Linked DNA regions of Homo sapiens: region 2 is linked to region 1. Evidence: read pairs that join two places in POLR2A ChIA-PET (ENCODE). Cell type or tissue: Panc1. All regions are shown on one strand.

Region 1 (2,500 bases):
GGGAGCCAACTTAAACTAGTGTAACTAAATACAGAAATGTTACTGGCTTAAGGAGTAGAGATGATTTTAGGTAAGATGGATCCAGGATGTTAGAATTATTTCACTAGTTCTCTTCCCTACTCTCTCCTCCCCAACCCACCTTTCTTTTCCTCCTTTTTTCAGGCAAGCTCTCTCTGAAGGAGGAAAATACAGCCACTGGCAGCTCCAGGGATGTCTTCCTTAGGGCAGGGTCTCTTTTTCAGTAACCATCTCAATTTCTGTAAAGGACTCTGATTAGTTCTGCGTGAGTCAGGGGTCCGCACAAAGAAAATGGAAAGTTGGGCCATGTGATTCAGTCTTGTAGAGTGTGAAAGAGAATTTCCCCAAAGAAAGATGGAGGGCCAAAGGGAAAAAAACGTAGTCGATGTCCACTGCCCTTCCTATGCTATTCCCCAAAGATCTGGTGGGCACATAGAGCCCTAGCTGACTCCATGACCTATTTGGTATCATTTCCTGCCATCCCCATTCTCCTACTACCCATCCTGTGCTCTAGACACTGGTTCACGTGCTATTCAACTGTTTGAATAGCACATCTTCACATCTCTGAACCTCTGTGCTAGCTGTTCCTCTGCCAGAATGCAATGTGGTCCGTTCCTTCCTAGAACTCTCTCTCTCTATGTTCGCCCCCACCCCCAAGCAAATTAAGTACCTTCCCACAGCAATATATGCCAGTTTATTCTATCACATAGTAATTACTTTTCCAAGAAGTTCTTATTTGTCTTCAGGCTAGACTTGAGGTTATTGAGAGAAGGAATTAATAGTGTCTGATTCATCTTTGTGCAAGTAAACGTGACTCTATAGCATACACTATTTATTTACCCAGTATCCACCTTCTCCTTCCTTGCAACTGAACTCTGACTTGGAGGACTTTTTGCCCAGCTAAATGTTCACTAGCTCAGCCTTCCTTGCAGCCAAGAATTCACATATGACACAGTTCCTGGCCCATGAGATATACATTCATGCATTGCTTAACAACAGGGATACATTCTGAGAAATGCATCATTGTGCAAACATCATAAAGTGAGCTTACACAGACATAGATGGCATAGCCCACTACACACCCAGGCTATATGGTACATCCTATTGTTCCTAGGCTACAAACTTGGAAAACATGTTGCTGTACTGAGTACTGTAGGCAATTCTAACACCATGGTAAGTATAATATTTGTGTTTCTAAGCATAGAAAAAGTACAGTACAAATACAGTATTATAATCTTATGGAACATTGTTGTATACGTGGTTCATTGCTGACTGAAACATTGTTATGCAGTGCATGACTATAACTGGACATCTGCTTGGATGGAAGGCAGTCTCTGAACAGCTTTTTTCTTTCTCATTAAAAGAGATCACATAAGTCTGGCACTACCTTTCCCCCACTCCTTCCTGCCTTATGTATGCACTTGGTATTTGGGAGTATGACAGTCATCTTGTAAACAAGAGGAAAAGATCAAGAGAATCATCTTGGCATGATGGAGGTGCTCAACTTATGCCTGCAACCACCTGCCTCCTGATGTTAAGTCAAGACAATTTTTTCCATCCTTGTTGTTCCCCTGTATTTGGAGTAGCTCAAGTAGTATGATACTCTCAGTTTTGTAAGAGTCATTGTGGAATAGGGCACCCAATCTGATTCCAAGATTTGAGAAGTTGCTTGTACACAAAAGGCACACATACCTGATTTGCAATTGTAGCTATTTAATAATTAAATATTTTTCCATGTATATGTGTTATTTTTAGTATCTATTAATTTGTTAGCACATAAATGTTATGAAGTTATATGAAACTAACTACTTAATATAACTGTGAGAATTTTTTTTGGCTTAAGACACTAGAAAGTTTACTAAGACAGAGTATACCTTTAACTAAGAGTGTTCAGAAGACCCTGACTTAAGTAATAAATGAATAAACATAAAAGGGAGGTTTACTGGTGCAGAGTGGAATGAAGAGGTCATTTGAGGAATAGCAGAGTGACTCTCCTTTGTTCTTCCTCTTAAAAAGGAGAGGCCTCCTCTTTATAAAGAAATCTTTATTTTTTTAGAGATAGATAGGGTCTCACTATGTTGCCCAAGCTGGCCTTGAACTCCTGGGCTCAAGCAATCTTCCTGCCTTGGCCTCCCAAGTAGCTGGGACTACAGGCGCATGCCACTGTACCAGGGCATGATTCTTCTTTTTTAAATGCCAGATTGTAATTGCCATATTACTTCCCACTGTGTTTATGTAACCGCGAGCTTCCGCTGCACTTTCTGCATTGAAAGAGTTTTCTAGCTTCATTGGCACCTCACAGTTTCCACTCCCACAGCCTTCTGGGAAGCATACCTCCTCCACAAAGCCTCTCTTGACTAGGAGGAAGTCTCATGATTTTTGTACTTTCCCCTTCATCTCAAACGCAGCATCACGAGCTCTTTGCACAGGCAGAAATGATAGGCTGGTGAGCTCAGCGGTATGAAGGATCTTGCCTCTCATT
Region 2 (2,500 bases), 200 kb after region 1:
CGACAGAAGAGCAGCTTGCTGGGAATGTTTTCATGAAAGGCAGCCCACCACTCGGTGATTATTACTTATTAATAGCTGCCATTTATGGGATGCTTACTACCTACCAGTCCCACATTGCATCTTTACATGCGTCATCTGAATTGATCTTTATAATACTCATTGTACAAGTAAGGGATTTTGTTCCCTGATTGACAGATGAGGGAAATCATCCTCAGAGGCTCAGCAACTTACCAAAGTTCACATCACTTCCACATCTGTGTCTACTCCACTTCACCACTGTGCTTCTTCCAAGAATACCATAGGTTTTCTTTTTTTTAATTTTCTGTTTTTATTTCAATAGGTTTTTGGGGAACAGGTGGTGTTTGGTTACCTGAATCAGTTCTTTAGTGGTGATTTCTGAGATTTTGGTGCACCCATAACCCGAGCAGTGTACACTAAACCCAATGTGTAGTCTTTTATCCCTCGCCACCCCCCACCCTTTTCCCCAAGCCCCAAAGTCTAAGGTATCATTCTCATGCCTTTGCATCCAAGAATACCATAGTTTTCTTAAAACATCAATTTTTGATTTATCCTGCCTTCCCCTCACCCACCACAACTCCAGCCCAGAGTTTTCATCAGGGAAGAGGAGGAGATGTTGGCAAGTGCTGGGTTCAGGACAATCTGGTTTGCTCTGAGAAGTGACTTTGAGCTGACGGAAGAGTTGGGGCTCAGTGGGTAGTTTGCAAGGAATGCAATGAGTCCAGCCTTCAGAATCCTGTTTTTTTTTTTTTTTTTTTTTTTTTATCCTCTTGTTTATAAAACACTATCTGGACTCCTAATAACAGATCATACAAAAAGCTTTCAACTCATTATATTATTTAAGCTGCTCAACAACCTTAAGGTAAGGAAAGATTACTATCACCATTTAAGATGAGGAAATAGCAGCTCGGGAGGTTAAGTCACTTTTCTAAGGTCAGCTAGTGATTGGAGGAGACAGATTCAAACCCAAGTCTTCTTACACTCAGACTGGTTCTCATTCCCGGAACTGAACCATCAGAAGAGAAATGTGGGGCTATGGACCAGATGAAGCCAAAGTAGCCTTGGCATTGACCCAGCTTGCTCTGAACCACAACCTCCACCACTGAGTTTTATGAGATCACTTAATTACTCTTTGTTAACACCAAGCAAGATGGCTGCCAAGCTCAGGACACAAGCTCTGCACTTCTCACTGCCCACTGGCATTCTGAAAATGGTAGGCAGCTTTTGTTGGTTGAGTCTAGAGAATGAGCAGGGCTCTCTTCTGGCAACAGAAAGTTGTAAGGCACATGAGCTGGCCAGAGGGCAGAGTTGGGGCAATGCTCTGCTAACTCAGGGAGCTGAAGACAAGTGTGCACACAGCACCCTACAGCATTGAGGCCAACACTGTAAAGTCCCACTGGTGCTAGATATTCAGAGGACACAGAGGAAGAAAAAGAGAGGGAGATGCAGGCAACAGGCAAATTCCATTTTTACAATTCCTTTAGCACTCAGCCTGGATAAGAGAAAGGGGAACGTTTACGTTCAAATTCCAGAAACATTATGTTCTGGCTCTGACCTGCCTGAGTCTGTTTCCTCATCTTCATAGAGTTGCTGGGCAGATCCAAGATACTGTATGTGATCATATCTCTGAGCACACACCACTTAATATATTGCAGGTACTCAGTGCCACGTACTGATTATCTCCTTTAATCTGAAGGACTCTGCAAGGTCTAAACTCTTTTATCCCTATTTTACAATGATGACACTGTCGCAGAGAAGGTGAGTAACTTACCCATGACACACAGCCAAACATGCTGGTGCTGGGATAATAAATATCAGTTAGTAGCAATAATCCTAGATCTGACCTGTGAGCACCTTGAAAGTAGACATCTGGATTTGGGTTTAGCTTTTTTACATTTTGAAATATTTCAGACCGGGCATGGTGGCTCACGCCTGTAATTCCAGCACTTTGGGAGGCCAAGGTGACTGGATCACTTGAGGCCAGGAATTTGAGACCAGCCTGGGCAACATGGTGAAACCCCATCTCTACTAAAAATACAAAAATTAGCCGGTGTGGTGGTGCTTGCCTGTAGTCTCAGCTACTCAGGAGATGGAGGCACAAAAAGCTCTTGAACCTGGGAGGTGGAGGTTGCAATGAGCCAAGATCACACCACTGCACTCCAGCCTGGGAGACAGAGTGAGACTCTGACACACACACACACACACACACAAATATATATATTTCAAGTGTACAAAAGTATATATGATTACAAATGCCTGTGTAACACTCAACCTAAGAAATAAGATATTAAAATTGAAGTCTCAGCACACCTCCCTTACTTTTATTCTTCCACCTTCCCCAAAAAGTGCCAGTTGTTTATTTAACAGTATTTATTGAGTACCTACTCCATGCCATGAGTGGTTTCCAGATGTTGAATTGTTTTAAGCATTTTCCTGAATTGTGGGTTCATTATTTCCACACCTGTTTTATATTTTATCATAT

What was found. ChIA-PET counts read pairs that join two places held together with the same protein. Peaks named below come from ENCODE experiments on the same cell type or tissue, not always from the same donor. Only the 100,000 strongest peaks of a DNase experiment are listed, where the experiment ranks them.
Region 2: POLR2A ChIA-PET joins it to region 1 with 9 read pairs; 2 of 35 experiments call an interaction of 5 or more read pairs at or near these places.

Annotation. Positions count from the first base shown.
Region 1 is chr11:34,755,667-34,758,166 of GRCh38, reverse strand. All of the region lies in intron 6 of LOC102723568 (a long non-coding RNA gene), which reads right to left. Among named protein-coding and RNA genes, the nearest start is that of EHF, 140 kb to the right of the region's middle. In Panc1, no CTCF peak of the experiment used is centred here; DNase peaks (open chromatin) are centred at 996 and 1,241.
Region 2 is chr11:34,559,852-34,562,351 of GRCh38, reverse strand. No RefSeq gene overlaps it. Among named protein-coding and RNA genes, the nearest start is that of LINC02707, 9.8 kb to the left of the region's middle. In Panc1, no CTCF peak of the experiment used is centred here; no DNase peak of the experiment used is centred here; H3K27me3 peaks cover 870 bases.